Linked DNA regions of Homo sapiens: region 2 is linked to region 1. Evidence: read pairs that join two places in POLR2A ChIA-PET (ENCODE). Cell type or tissue: PC-9. All regions are shown on one strand. Links, peaks and the distances in the headings refer to the core of each region. The heading gives the core; the rest is flanking DNA.

The links. ChIA-PET counts read pairs that join two places held together with the same protein. Peaks named below come from ENCODE experiments on the same cell type or tissue, not always from the same donor. Only the 100,000 strongest peaks of a DNase experiment are listed, where the experiment ranks them.
Region 2: POLR2A ChIA-PET joins it to region 1 with 11 read pairs; 2 of 35 experiments call an interaction of 5 or more read pairs at or near these places.

What each region holds. Positions count from the first base shown.
Region 1 is chr2:172,035,447-172,043,792 of GRCh38, reverse strand. All of the region lies in intron 1 of METAP1D (methionyl aminopeptidase type 1D, mitochondrial), which reads right to left. Among named protein-coding and RNA genes, the nearest start is that of METAP1D, 40 kb to the right of the region's middle. In PC-9, for the core only: no CTCF peak of the experiment used is centred there; a DNase peak (open chromatin) is centred at 4,952; H3K27ac peaks cover 583 bases.
Region 2 is chr2:171,849,424-171,857,769 of GRCh38, reverse strand. SLC25A12 (solute carrier family 25 member 12) reads left to right here. Exons shown (of 18, transcript NM_003705.5): 4 at 1,821-1,936. It also overlaps the pseudogene RNU6-182P. Among named protein-coding and RNA genes, the nearest start is that of SLC25A12, 41 kb to the left of the region's middle. In PC-9, for the core only: no CTCF peak of the experiment used is centred there; no DNase peak of the experiment used is centred there.

The sequences.
Region 1 (8,346 bases), core at 276-8,275:
CTTCTTTAAGATAAGAAATGCCTTCACATTTCCTACAGTGTTCTTAAATGTCCATCACTGGAGATCTAATGTTTTCTCCATACAGGCCTTGTACATTTCTTGTTATTTGTCTATCCTTGGTTTTTTTTAACTCCTTGGTTGCTACAATAAATGAAATTTTTATAATGGAATATAATGCTATTAAATATAAATAAAATAATTTTTGTAAAACATTAAACGTACTTTTCTTTAAAAAACTTAAGTTTTAAAAATTGAAGTATAATAGTCTAATGTCATATTTTTATGTTCTTTCATGTATCAAAAATCAAACATACATGCAGACTCACACACTTTCTCCATTGGAGGTTAGTGAGTCGTGACCAAGTGGGGTTGACTTTGCTTTCCATCACTGCCAACTCACCCCTCTCTTACCTTTCCTCTCCCCAAATATTATCCTCCTTCCTTCCAAATATGGAGTGCCTGACTGGATAAACTAACAGGTGTTGGAAGTGCAAACCAAGTGAAGTTCCAATAAAAGAATACTATTTTTTTTGTAAGGATCTGATATTTAAAATATTTCTCATAGCTGGGTGCCTATAATCCCAGCTACTTGGGAGGCTGAGATGGGAAGATTGCTTGAGCTCAGGAGTTTGAGACCAGCCTGGGGAACAAAGTGAGATCCTGTATCCCAAAAAATATATATATATATATATATATGTATGTAAATATATGTACACACACACGTATATATATACACATATATGTGTACACGTGTACACATATACACATATATGTGTACACATACACATATATGTGTACACACGCACACATATGTATGCACATGTACGCATATATATACACAGGTACGCATACGTGTATACACATGTACGCATATATGTATACATATGTACACATACACATATATGTACATATTTACACACATACACATATATGTACATATATACACACACACGTATATGTGTACATATACACACACACGTATATGTGTACATATACACACACACACGTATATGTGTACATATACACACACACGTATATGTGTACATATACACACACACACGTATATGTGTACACATATACACACACACACGTATATGTGTACACATATACACATACACACGTATATGTGTACACATATACACATACACACATATGTATATGTGTACACATACACACATATATGTATATATGTGCACATGTACACATACACACATATATGTATATATGTGCACATGTACACATACACACATATATGTATATATGTACACATGTACACATACATATGTATATATGTATATATGTACACATGTACACACACATATGTATATATGTATATATGTACGCATGTACACATACATATGTATATATGTACACATGTACACATACATATGTATATATGTATATATGTATATATGTACACATGTACACATACATATGTATATATGTATATATGTACACATGTACACATACATATGTATATATGTATATATGTACACATGTACACATACATATGTATATATGTATATATGTATATGTGTACACATGTACACATACATATGTATATGTGTACACATGTACACATACATATGTATATGTGTACACATGTACACATACATATGTATATGTGTACACATGTACACATACATATGTATATATACATATATTTTTTAAAATGAAAAAATATATATTTCTGGCCAGGCACAGTGGCTTATGCCTGTAATCCCAGCACTTTGGAAGGCCGAGGCAGGTAGATCACTTGTGGGCAGGAGTTCAAGACAAGCCTGGCTAACATGGTGAAACCCCATCTCTACTAAAAATACAAAAATTAGCTGGGCATAGTGGTGGGCACCTGTAATCCCAGCTACTGGGGAGGCTGAGGCAGGAGAATTGCTTGAATGTGGGAGGCGGAGGTTGCAGTGAGTTGACATGGCATCACTGCACTCCAGCCTGGGAAACAGAGTAAGACTCCATCTTAAAAAAAAAAAAAACTATATATATATTAGGTCATTTCTTTTGGGGGATGAAATATATATATATATATATATATATATATATATATATATATAAAATAATTAGAGTAAGGAAATTAAAACGTTTTTATATTCTTATTCTGTATTTACTTATTTAAAGCTTAGTTTTGTTTGGTTTTGAATTATGTATCTGGCTTGAGTTGGGGGCAACCAGTCTTCAGTGTTAGGGGTCCTGTCTCTAACAAAACAATATAGATCTACATGATCTTTTTTAGTTGTTTCATGAATTCCTTTACGGACAGGTCACACAACACCTTATTTAACCAATGATGAGCATTTAAGTGGATTCTTTTTTTTTTTTTTTGATACAGAGTCTTGCGCTGTCACCCAGGCTGGAGTGCAGTGGCACGATATCGGCTCACTGAAACCTCCGCCTCCTGGATTCAAGCGATTCTTATGCCTCAGCCTCCCACGTAGCTGGGACTATAGGTGCACACCACCACGCCCAGCTAATTTTTGTATTTTTAGTAGAGACAGGGATTCACCATATTGGCCAGGCTGGTCTTGAACTCCTGACCTCATGGTCCACCCACCTCGTCCTCCCCAAGTGCTGCGATTACAGGAATGAGCCACCGCATCCAGCCTTAAGTGGGTTTTTTGTTTGTTTGTTTTTGCTTTATATAATATGCTTTTGGGGGGCCTCAGACTCCTTCAGTTCTTGTATACTGTGGCTATCAGGTACAAGAGGGCCTGAATGGGCCAGGTGTGGTGGCTCACGCCTGTAATCCCAGCACTTTGGGAGGCCGAGGCGGGCGGATCACAAGGTCAAGAGATTGAGACCATCCTGGCCATCATGGTGAAACTAAAAATACACAAGTTAGCCGGGCGTCTCTACTAAAAATACACAAGTTAGCCGGGCGTGGTGGTGTGCGCCTGTAATCCCAGCTACTCAGGAGGCTGAGGCAGGAAAATTGCTTGAACCCGGGAGGCAGAGGCTGCAGTGAGCCGAGGTTGTGCCACTGCACTCTAACCTGGGAGAGAGAGCGAGACTCCATCTCAAAAAAAAAAAAAAAAAAGAGGGCCTGAATGTATCAAAGCAAATAGCACAATCGATTACGATATTTCCCCTAGTCTTGTAACAGTAAAAGAGATCAAAAACTTTGAACAAAAATAAACTTAAAACAAATCTGCCACTCCGCTGAACAAGGACTCTGTATATCTCTAGTTCCTAAAACGCTGTGTATTTAGTTTGATCTCCCCCTGGGAGTAGCAGTATGTCTTAAAATTTTCGAAGAGAGTGTGGGGAATCCTCTCACTATTGCTCCCTTGGGGCAAATGCTCTCCTGATGTAGTTTCCTCCACATGTTTCAGAATACTACTTCCGACTCCACCTACTAGTCTGGAAGAAAATCACTATGCCATATAGTTGACAGAAAAAAACGGACTTTTTAATATTTTTAAATATAGGTAAAAGTAGAGAAAGGGGTAAAATGAAATCCTTAAAGTTAAGCTATAATCCTGGTTTAACTGAAATCCTTAAAACTTTTCTCACTAATAAAAAGTTTTCGGCCGGGCGCAGTGGCTCACGCCTGTAATCCCAGCACTTTGGGAGGCTGAGGTGGGTGGATCACGAGGTCAGGAGTTCGAGACCAGCCTGGCCAACATGGTGAAACCCCGTCTCTACTGAAAATACAAAAATTAGCCGGGCGTGATGGCGAGCGCCTGTAATCCCAGCTACTCAGGAGGCTGAGGCAGAAGAATCGCTTGAACCCGGCAGGCAGTTGCACTCCAGCCTGGGCGACAGGGCGAGACTCTGTCTCAAAACAAAATAAAACAAAAAAAAGTTTTGGCTGGGTGCAGTGGCTCACGCCTGTAATCCCAGCACTCTGAGAGGCCAAGGTGGGCAGATCACGAGGTCAGGAGTTCGAGACCAGCCTGGCCAACATGGCGAAATCCCGCCTCTACTAAAAATATAAAAATTAGCTGGGACTAATTACTGGTGGTGGGTGCCTGTAATCCCAGCTACTCAGGAGGCTGAGGCAGGAGAATTGCTTTAGAACCCGGGAGGCGGAGGTTGCAGTGAGCTGAGATGGAGCCCCTGCACTCCAGCCTGGGCGATAGAGCGAGAGTTCATCTCAAAAAAAAACAAAAAAAAGTTTTAAAGGTATTTGCTCCATCACCCCCACCCCACAAAAAACTCACCATCAACAATAATACCAAAACTCATCTTTCCTGACGACTTCTAAGAAGTGAAGTGTAGGAAATGAAAGGGTTATTTTAATTCTGGGACTGTTCTTTTGTGAAAATACAAAGAAAGCCGTTATGAACAGCCCCAGGGACTAGTGCTTCTTGATGTTGGAAACTGTACAATTGTACACACATTTTTAATTTGGAGTTCACAGCCACAGTGTTTCCTGGGAGTAACCCTGAGGCCTGGAGTTGTAGCTGCTCATTACCCTATACAAGTCAAACTCCTGAAGTGCACTAGAGCACAAGAGTATGGGTCTGGACACTTAATTATTTCTGAGCACAGTATGACATAAGGTGCTAGCTGGGATCTAAAAGTTTTTGAGACTTGGCCATTGTGATGATGTACAGAGAGGCAGGAGGTCTTCTCAGGAGTTAAACATGAAGAGGGTTGGAGAAACAATGCAGAGCAAAGAAAGTCCCATTCCCACTTTTGTGTTATGAAACCTTAGGTGGCAAGTAGATTTTTGCAGAATGGTATGGGAACCCTCCTTAGGTAGGCATCTCAGGGATAATATATAAAATAGGAAGGCTATAAATCCTGTAAAGGAGGTAGTAGTGGACTAAAATGGACAGAATTTATACTTATAACTAATGTTTCATCACTACCAAATCCACCCTGCTCCCAACTCCATTGGCGTGACTAGATGATGCTGACTTTAATGAGTAATCTGAAACACTGGCAATATTTGGCTTTGGTGATGGCTAACTTCAGACCTCATAAATATTATGTAACCCTAGTCTTTTTGCCTCTGGCCAACCAGACTGACTGCATAAATGGCAAACTGACATTGAGAATTTATGAGCTCTGCTGCATTAGTAATGCACATTTCCTTTTGAATTATTCTAGCCTGTAGCCTGAAGCAGATTATAATTATCATTCCTTTTGCCGCACAAGTCTGAAGATCTACAAGTGGTTCAGGTAGCTACATGAATATATTTCAATGTTTTAGGAGGGTGGGTAAATAAAAACCCATATGTAACAAATGAAAAACAGATGCATTTATATAATGCTACAATTTAAAAAATATCCTAGCTAATTAAAATTTGGTCTCGGTCACAGTAAATCCATAGAAAATGTTTCTCTATCTTACTGAGATGTTTTTCTCTTTACCGTCAAAAAATTGGTGATGGTATTGTTCAGTTTACTTGGAGCAGAGTGTTCAGGTAGTCAATGATCTAAGCTATGGATAGTTAGCTCTACACTAAGATAAATACGTGGTCTTAGCTGTTTGGAATGCATTTTCCGACATAAACAATGTGGCTAAGTTCTCAGCTAGCCCAGTAGCTCATAAGACAAATAAAATGCTACACAATTGCAATGAAAACAAAAAACTAGGAAACAATACAGCTGTAAGCATATATTTTGGCCACATTATAGGTTTTTTGAGCTGGCCTGGGAATGTTGCTGCCATTTACAACATGGTTTCTAAAGGATAACATATTCCACATTTTTGGACAATTAAGGAAATTGAAACGTCCACTTTACTGCTTCCTACCACATATTCTCGGCCATTTCCACTCAAACCCTAAGTGGCAGAAGATGAAGGCTGAGTACCCCCAGGAAAATCTAGAGAGGAGAAGAGAGGGCCAAGTCCTGTCCCTTCCTGTAATAGCTGTACCAGCCCCAGAGCCAGGATTCTCATGCTGCTTCAGCTTCTTTCAACTTCTACAACAAGTGAAAGGAAGTAAGTCTCTGTCTTGAAGTTCAAGCAACCCTGCTTTCCTAACTGTTAGCACCAGAAACAACATGTCAAGCTCAAATACAGCCACCCGGAGACAAAACATGGTGGCTCTGGAGGACTAATGTCACTAACCAGAACTCACCAACGGGGTAGGAGGTCTAGATATTAAGTGTTCAGAACCCAGATGGAACCAGTGAAGCTCAACTGTTGAGCTTCAGCTCTGGCTCTATGATTTACTAGCTTACAATCTTCAGCAAGTTACTTAACCATTTAATGCCTCAGTTTCTTCATCTGTTAAAAAATGGGGAAATAAAAAACTGTTGTAAAGATTAAATGAGTTTACATGTCTTAAGAGTTCATTAGCACAGCGCCTGGCATGTAGCAATTGATAAATTGAGCTATCACTCATAGGTTTAATATCACAAGTGAAAAAGGTACAAAAATGCTCTCTCCTTTTTTAAAGCTTTACTATTTTTTTTTCTGGTCTCTAGCGTAGCAGTTGTTAGGTAGGAAGACGTAATTTAGCAAGTAGATATCGATGACCAGAAAGAGTCTCTGTACCTCTGAAATATTCACACACACACACACACACACACCCCAAGTAAAACCTAGACTTTTTTTTTTTCTTGAGATGGAGTTTCCCTCTTGTTGCCCAGGCTGGAGTGCAACGGCACGATTTTGGCTTACAGCAACCTCCGCCTCCCGGGTTCAAGCGATTCTCCTGTCTCAGCCTCCCAAGCAGCTGGGATTATAGGTATGCACCACCATGCCCAGCTAATGTTTTTGTATTTTTAGTAGAGACAGGGTTTCTCCATGTTGGTCAGGCTGGTCTTGAACTCCCGACCTCAAGTGATCCGCCCACCTTGGCCTACCAAAGTGCTGGAATTACAGGCGTGAGCCACCGCCCGCAGCCATAAAACCTAGACTTTAACATTACAAGTACATGTAAGTAATAGACAACAGTAAACTTATCTATGTTGTTTTACTAATAATATTTTAAAATAAAGCATTTAAAAGTCTGACAATGCCAAGTACAGGTTGAAGATGTGGGAAAACAAGATCTCTCGAATACTGCTGGAGAGTCAACTGGTACAACCACCTTGGAAAACTGCCTGTCAATTATGAAGTCACTAATTCAATCCTAGGTATACACATAAAAGAAATGCATACAGAAGTGCATCCAAAAGACATACTCAGACTGTTTGTAATAGAAAAAGGTGGAAACGGGCCGGGTGCGGTGGCTCACGCCTGTAATCTCGGTACTTTGGGAGGCCGAGACAGGCGGATCACGAGGTCAGGAGATCGAGACCATCCTGGCTAACACTGTGAAACCCCGTCTCTACTAAAAATACAAAAAATTAGCCGGGCGTGGTGGCAGGCGCCTGTAGTCCCTGCTACTTGGGAGGTTGAGGCAGGAGAATGGCGTGAACCCGGAAGGCGGAGCTTGCATTGAGCCAAGATCACGCCACTGCACTTCAGCCTGGGCGACAAAAAAAAAAAGAAAAAGGTGGAAACAACCCAGATGTCCATCAACTACAGAATAAATTACAGTAAATTCTTTTTTTTTTTTTCTTGAGACAGAGTCTCGCTCTGTCGCCCAGGCTGGAGTGCAATGGCGCGATCTCGGCTCTCTGCAAGCTCCGCCTCCCGGGTTCACGCCATTCTCCTGCCTCAGCCTCCCAAGTAGCTGGGACTACAGGCACCCGCCACCACGCCCAGCTAACTTTTTGTATTTTTAGTAGAGACGGGGTTTCACCGTGTTAGCCAGGATGGTCTTGATCTCCTGACCTAGTGATCCGCCCACCTTGGCCTCCCAAAGTGCTGGCATTACAGGCATGAACCATCATGCCCAGCCATAAATTCTTAAAACAGAAGACTATACAGCAAAAAAAATGAATTCACTACAGATACAATATAAATGGATCCTTAAAATATAAAAATCAGTCCCAGTGTGGTCTCTCACACCTGTAATCTTAGCACTTTGGGAGACAGAGGTGGGAGGACTGCTTGAGCCCAAGCATTCGAGATCAGCCTGGGCAACATAGGAAGACTCTGTCTCTAAAAAAAATTAAAAATTAGCCAGGCATGATGGCATGCATCTGTGGTCCCAGCTACTTGGGAGGTGGAGGTGGGAGGATCACTTGAGCCTGGTAGGTTGAGGATGCAGTGAGCTGTGATCATGCCACTGCATTCCAGCCTGGGTGACAAAGAAGACCCTGTCTCAAAACAAACAAACAAACAAAATCACACTGTTTAGGAATCTATACACAAGTGGTAAAACTATAAAGGTAAGCAAGAAAGTGAATACTACTAAAGTCAGGATAGTGGCTACCCAGGGGATGAAAGAGATTTGGACTGGGAAGAAGCATGCAGAGGTTTTCTGAGGTGCTGGTGATATTCTGATTTTTCTTAAAACACAGTACAGTAGGCCGGGGGTGGTGGCT
Region 2 (8,346 bases), core at 268-8,267, 190 kb after region 1:
ACAGGTTCATGACATTGCACCTGGCTCCCACCTTTTTTGTTTTGATTTTTCCTTTTAACATTTTTATTTAAAAAAAATTTTTTTTTAAACAGGGTCTGGCTCTGTTACCCAGGCTGGAGTACAGTGGCACAATCTTGGCTCACTGCAACCTCTGCCTCCTGGGCTTAAACTGTCCTCCCACTTCAGCCTCCCAAGTAGTTGGTACTACAGGTACACACCACCACACCTGGCTAATTTTTGTATTTTTTGTAGAGATGGGGTTTCACCATATTGCCTAAGCTGCTCTTGAACTCCTGAGCTCAAGTGATCTGCCTGCCTCAGCCTCCCAAAGTGCTGGCATTACAGGCGTGAGCTACTGTGCCCTGCCTCTAAAAGTTTTATTTTAATTTAATTATTTATTGAGACAGAGTCTGGTCTGTCGCCCAGGCTGGAGTGCGGTAGCATGATCATGGCTTATTACAGCCTCTACTTCCTGGGCTCAAGCAATCCTCCCACCTCAGCCTCCTGAGTTGTTGGGATTACAGGTGTGTGCCACCATGCCCAGCTAATTTTTTATTTTTACTTTTTGTAGAGGTGGAGTCTCCCTATGTTGCCCAGGTTGGTCTTAAACTCCTGGACTCAAGCAATCCTCCTGCCTCAGCCTCCCAAAGTGCTGGGATTACAGATGTGAGCCACTGTGCCTGGCCAAAATTTTTATTAGTGATGTTTCAAACATGTATAACACAGAGAATAATGTAAATTCTATGAATTCATCACCTACTTTTAATCATTACCAAAATAATTATTTCGTTTATACCTCCATCTCTTCTCCATCCTCTGGATTATTTTGAAGCAAACTCTAGATGATGTATTTCATTTGTAAGTGTCTCACTGTGTATCTCTAAAAGATAATGCTTAACAACAACCAAAAAAACCTCCTAGAAACATTGATTTCTTAATATCATCAAGCATTTGTATTATATTGGTATTTCCATTTCCCGGATTATCTTGTAAATTAAAAAACTTTTTTTTTTTACTTTGTTTAAATTGGAATCCAAATAAGGATGTATATTGTGATTCATTGTTATATCTCTTAGGTCTTTTAAGATTGAGATTCCCTGTGCTTGCCTCAGCAGCACATATAATAAAATTGGAATGATACAGAGATTAGCATGGCCCCTTAAAAAAAAGAAGAATCCTCTTCATAGCTTCATTAAAAATTATTTTTCTGCAGCTATGGAATGTTTCTTCTGTCATTTCCTACAGTCTGCATTTATGTGGTGGTAGTGAACATGTTCCTTTGTTTGTTGTGTTTTCTGTAAATTAGTGAATAGTTCTAGAGCAGTGGTTCTCAATAGGGGTGATTTTGCTCACCAGGGTATATTTGGCAATGTCTGGAGACATTTTTGCTGGTCACAACTTGGGGATGCTATTGGCATCTAGTGGGTAGAGGCCAGGGATGCTGCTAAACATGCTACAAAGCACAGGAAACCCCCACAACAAAGAATTATCCAACTTAAAATGTCACCAGTACTGAGGTTGAGAAACTGATCCAGAGACTTGATCAGATTCAGGTTTAATTATATTTTGCCTGGTTCTCTCTCTTCATGATGTTAGGAGCTATTGATTATTGCCCAGTTTCATTGATTTTCTAGGGGCTTACAAAAGGGTGATATTCTAATTCTCCTTTCCTTCCTTATCTGAAGTACCTCTATAAAAACAAACTACCCTTTATCAATTATTTGGTTACCCTGAGCTACAGTTTATATAGTAAAGGCAGATTAAATGCCTGATGCTTTCCCTTTCTTCACCAGCCAATGACGTTTTATATTTTATTCCAGGTTGATCTCCTATCAAGAGTTTTTGGCATTTGAATCTGTTTTATGTGCTCCAGATTCCATGTTCATAGTGGCTTTCCAGTTGTTTGACAAGAGTGGAAATGGAGAGGTGACATTTGGTAAGGGAAAAAGAAGATTATAAGTGATAAGTTAATGATGCTGGTCCAGTCTTCAATTGCTGAATCTAGTAACTAATATAGATTACTGCTTATTTGGGATCTGACCCATAATTGAATTTCCTAAAAGGATTTATGCAGATAATGATGGCTTTATTTTTTCAAAGCATTAAACTGTTGCCAAAGATGAAGAAGTGTAGTAATGCTGTTGCTTTAGCTCATTGAGTCACTGACACTTTACATTCCTAAAATAAATGGTGTAAGATTTTCTTGTTCTGGGCCAGCCTGGGCAAAATTCCTTACAAGGTCGATTTTGAACAACATGAAACAATTTTCTCATTCTTTAAGTGATTTTTAGATAGGGAGTTCAGAGCTTCTCTTGTAGCATCCTTGGAAAATTGCTACTATGTCATTGTAACACCAAGAATGGAACCGAAGGAGGATATCAAGGCAAAATTAGTGTTCTCTGAACCTGAATTTTAGATTTCAGTTTTAGGAAAGAGGCTAGAATATTAAAATTGCCATCTGACATGAATGTAGAAATTTATTTAAATCCTCTAGTAGACACAAAATCTAACACACTGTTGATGTTTCACAGGTGTATACACTAGGATTTTTATTTGTAACCATATATTAAAGATACTTTTTTACAGAAATTAGTATATGTTTAGTAAAAGTATTGGCTAATTTTTCTTGCAACAATTTTTTCAATAAAAGCCATGTAGTAGTTCAAGGACCTTGAGCACTGCCCCCACCTTTTTAAAGATTGCCACTGTTTTTGTTGTGGCAAAAAACACAAGATAAAATTACTACTATCTTAATGATTTTAAATGTACAGTTTAGTAGTATTAAGTATATCCACAACGTTGTGAAAGACATCTCCAGAAATTTCTCATCTTGCAAAATTAAACTTAAGCCCCCTTTTATAGTGTGAATTGGCATGGATATTTGTAGAAACACCCTTGAAAATCAGGCTTTCCCTGAGCTATGGCATTAAACACTTATTCACTATTGTGTTTGAGTTATAAAATAGATGTCCTTTAGTTAAACTTGAAGGAAAAATTATCACTGCAATGGTCAAAGTGGTGAGAAAGTACAGGTCAGTCAATCAGAAGGATCAGTAGTGCCTTGGCTGTAATTTTGGTGGACACATTTTCTAGCGTGACATTGATTGTTTTCTTCTTCCTTCTGCCCATTGACTCAACTATCTTCTGTATGAGAAGACTTTCCAAAAAAATGCTATGCAGAGTTTTTTGTTTTGTTTTTTTTTGAGACGGAGTCTTGCTCTGTCGCCCAGACTGGATTGTAATGGCGTGATCTTGGCTCACGGCAACCCCTGCCTCCCGGGTTCAAGTGATTCTCCTGCCTCAGCCTCCCGAATAGCTGGGATTACAGGCATGCGCCACCATGCCCAGCTAATTTTTGTATTCTTAGTGGAGATGGGGTTTTACCATGTTGGCCAGGCTGGTCTCGAACAGTTGACCTCATGATCCGTCTGTCTCGGCCTCCCAAAGTGCTGGGATTACAGGCCTGAGCCACCGCGCCTGGCCTGCTATGCAGAGTTATTTAGATTTTTGCATATAAATCTTGGCATCCTCCTCCTTTGGAGCAAGCTTCGACCATCTTGCCTCCTGAAGAATGTTGACTTTCCTCAGAAACACCTAGATTCTGTAGTTTAAGGCACAAACCCTCCATCATCTCATTCAGCATTAACCATGCACTACTAGTAATGCTGCATTTTCTATTTTCAGTAGGTATCACACATGCTCACATATCTCACAAATGTGATGCAGAAATGCTTGGAAAATAACTGGATTCAGATGTCTGAGTTAGTGACAGTGCCCTGTGCTTATATCCTGTGTGCATTAAGAATTAGATCTCACAATCAAATTCTAATTTTTGTCCCTCTACCTTGATATCATGGTTCTTTGTGTCTCCTCCATTTAATTACTTTTCCCAGTTTCGATTATTATAAAATTAGTAACTCAAGCCACTTCATCCAACAGACTGTCAAGACCAACTTAACAATAAGACACATGCCATTGTTGATAAATAGATTAAAATGAGTGTAGGAAGTAGCTAAGTTTATATATGCCTTATTTAATGTAAATGAAAGCTTGTAGTCATTAGATCTCAACTTTAGTTTTTTTTTTTTGGAGGTGGAGCCTCACTCTGTCACCCAGGCTGGAGTGCAGTGGCGTGATCTTGGCTCACTGCAACCTCTGCCTCCTGGGTTCAAGCGATTCTTCTGCTTCAGCTTCCCGAGTACCTGGGATTACAGGCACCTGTCACCACGCCTCGCTAATTTTTGTATTTTTAGTAGAGACGGGGCTTCGCCCATGTTGGTCAGGCTGGCCAGTCTCAAACTCCTGACCTCAGGTAATCTGCCCACCTCGGCCTCCCAAAGTGCTGAGATTACAGGCGTGAGCCACTGCACCCAGCCAACTTTAGCTTTTTATAGGTCTTCTGTTTTTCTTTCAAACTATGATTTATGAATTAGAATTTTTAGAAATATAGTTAGGATTAAACACAAACCAGTTTTAGTTTTTACGGTACCAGGTATAAACTGAAGAACATATGAGCCCTCAAGAATCTTGCTTTCATTCTTTTCCTCCATAATCTAGAGACAGGAATATTATTATGGAATAAGAAAAAGATGAAGCCAGGTGCAGTGGCGCATACCTGTAGTCTCAACTCCCAAAGGAGTGATTTCAGCTCCTCGGGAGGCTGAAATGGGAGGATCTCTTGAGCCCAGAGTTTGAGGCCAGCTTGCACAACATAGTGATACCCAGTCTCTAAAAAATTTAAAACATTTTTTAAAAGCTGTACCCTGTTTCTGTTCTGGATTCCCTGGCTAGCTGGTTGGCTCTTTTGATGGTGCTCACCTATTTCCTAAGGACTTTGACCATTTCACCTTCTGTCCCTGCCTTCCTAGTTTTAAGGATCCACTTTGAGACAAATTTTCTTAAGTAGAATGAGAGAAATGATAAAAGAAAGTTTCCTTTCATATTTTTAAGAGGGAAAATATTGAAACTGTTGTAGCAAATGCCATTTAACAAGATTTCTAGGCACTGCTTATTTCAAGCCATATTCAAGACTACAGAATTTATGCATAAGGAAGTAATTAACTTCGAGTTTATTTTTATAGGATTTTGGATCTGGGGTAAAGGTCAGTTTTCATGTTTGTAACCACTTAATAAAATGAATTGTGCTTATGTATTTATAGGCACATGTTTAGGTAAAAGGAAATTTTAGATCCATTCTAAATAGAGTTAAATCCTTTTCACCAAATGGCCTTCTGTTTTCTAGTTTGGAGCTATTTATAGTTTTCTCTTGTGCACATGAGAGAAAGTTGGAAGACAATATTAGCTGCAATGTGTAAGGAAGTGGAGAAAACCTGTTATGCTATCAGCATCTCTTGTAGACTATGATGATAATGTTATCTGTGTACTTGTATATATTCTCATTTATGCTTTTTTTAGATATGATTTTATACACATCAAATTATATACTTAAACTGTGTGCATCTTTGCAAGTATTTATATAAGTAGTAATATTGAACATTTACTTGAGTGTTTATATAAGGTTTTTTGTTGTTAAAGATACCTCTGCTCTGGGGAGAGGACTTAGATTGAGGCCTTGGAAATCCATTTCAGAACGTGAAAACTCAGGAAAGGGTTCTGGAGTTTTTTTAAGAGTGAATAAAATATTAGTTAATTGTTTCCTCTTTGATGTTTCTTTAATAAAACTTCTAATGCATGCCGTGGATAATTACTTAATGGTTTGTATATCTGTTACTGTCAGGTGGCATGAGCCTTGTAGAGGCTATTGCATGACTGGTGTGTGCTAGCTACAGTGTAAGTTTGCCTTGGTCTCACCATTGTCCACAAGTGTACTGGAGATCCTGTTCAGTACTATTAGATTCAGGTAACCTAGATAAGCAGTTATACTACATTGTGTTGTCAGTAGCTGCCATGCATTTAAAATCCAAATTGAAAAAAAGGCCGGGAGCAGTGACTCATGTCTGTAATCCCAGCAGTTTGGGAGGCTGAGGTGGGCAGACTGCTTGAGCCCAGGAGTTCAAGACCAGCACGGGTGACATGGTGAAACCCCATCTCTACTAAAAACACAAAAATTAGCCGGGTGTGGTGGCACATGCCTGTAGTCCCAGCTACTCGGGAGGCTGAGGTAGGAGGATTACTTGAGCCTGGGAGGTGGAGGTTGCAATGAGTTGAGATTGTGCCATTACACTCTAGCCTGGGTAACCGGAGTGAAACCCTGTCTCAAATGAAAAAAAGGCCTATTGCCTTACTAAAGATTTAATCCTTTTTTTTTTTTTTTTTTAAGGGGCCAGGCGCAGTGGCTCACGCCTGTAATCCCAGCACTTTGGGAGGCCAAGGCAGGAGGATCACAAGGTCAGGAGTTTGAGACCAGCCTGGCCAACAGGGTGAAACCCTGTCTCTACTAAAAATACAAAAATTAGCCGGGCGTGGTGGGCACCTGTAATCCCAGTTACTTGGGAGGCTGAGGCAGGAGAATAGTTTGAAACCAGAAGGTGGAGGTTGCAGTGAGCTGAGATTGCGCCACTGCACTCCAGCCTGGGTGAAAGAGTGCAACTCCGTCTCCAAAAAAAAAAACAAACAAGAAAAAACCACAACAAACTGTTGTCTGTTAACTAACAAAATGAGTATGAAACATGTTATATGTTCTGAGTTCTCTATTAACATCAACATTGTGTTCCAAATTTGGTGTTTGCCTAGGAATGGACACTCTTCAAAGTAAACTTTTCCAAGGACACATCCTCACCCTCTGACTGAAGAAACCTCAAAAAGCAGAGATTCCTTTAAATGTAGTACTATGTTTGACCATTAATACATATAGCAAATAAAAATGTGTTCCATTTGTGCCTCTGAAATAGGCTGTTTTTCCCTGAAGGAGAGAATAAATTGGGATGGGTTAGGCACAACCACTGTTATTATTTTAAAGAGCCAGGAGATGGAAGTGTAGTTATGAAAAATGTACCCTTTCTCACTGGAAACAAAGCTATAGACATGCAATAATATGAAGTTCTATGGTGGCCAGGTGCAGTGGCTCACGCCTGTAATCCCAGCACTTTGGGAGGCCGAGGCGGGAGGATCACCTGAGGTCAGGAGTTCAAGACCAGCCTGGCTGGGCCGGGTGCAGTGGCTCATGCCTGTAATCCCAGCACTTTGGGAGGCCGAGGCGGGTGGATCACAAGATCAGGAGTTTGAGACCAGCCTGGCCAATATGGACCAGCCTGGCCAATATGGTGAAACCCCATCTCTACTAAAAATACAAACAAATTAGCCGGGCATGGTGGTGCATGCCTGTAATCCCAGCTACTTGGGAGGCTGAGGCAGAAGAATTGCTTGAACCCAGGAGGTGGAGGTTGCAGTGAGCCAAGATCAGGCCACTGCACTGCAGCCTGGGCGACAGAGCAAGACTCCATCTCAAAAAAAAAAAAAAAAAAAAAAAAAACAAAGACCAGCCTGGCCAACATGGTGAAACCCTGTCTCTAGCAAAAATACAAAAATTAGCCGGGCGTGGTGGCATGTGCCTGTAATCTCAGCTACTTGGGAGGCTGAGGCAGGAGAATTGCTTGAATCTGGGAGGCAGAGGCTATAGTGAGCCAAGATCATGCCACTGCATTCCAGCCTGGGTGACACAGTAAGACTCCATACCCCCACCCCCAAAAAAAGGGAATTCTATGGCGGCCAGGCATGGTGGCTCTTGCCTATAATCCCAGTACTTTGGGAGGCCGAGGCAGGAGGATCACTTGAGGCCAAGAGTTCAAGACCAGCCTGGGCAACATGGTGAAACCCTGTCTTTACTAAAAATACAAAAAAATTAGCCAGTTATGGTGGTATGCACCTGTAATCCCAGCTACTTGGGAGGCTGAGGTGGGATAATCTCTTGAACCTGGGAGGCAGAGGTTGCAGTGAGCCAAGATCACGCCACTGGGCCGGGCACGGTGGCTCACGCCTGTAATCTCAGCACTTTGGGAGGCCGAGGCGGGTGGATCACGAGGTCAGGAGATCGAGACCATCCTGGCTAATACGGTGAAACCCTGTCTCTACTAAAAATACAAAAAAATTAGCTGGGCATGGTGGCGGATGCCTGTAGTCCCAGCTACTTGGGAGGCTCACGAATGGCGTGAACCCGGGAGGCTGAGGTCAGTGAGCTGAGATTGTGCCACTGCACCACTCCAGCCTGGGCAACAGAGCAAAACTCCGTCTCAAAAAAAAAAAAAAAAAAAAGATCACACCACTGACTTCAGCCTGCGTGACAGACAAAGACTTTCATAAAAAGAAATGAAAATTCTATGATAATAAATATATAGCTTAATTTGGTAAGAAGTAGAGCTTCACCTGAGTATTCAAATTAAATCAGGA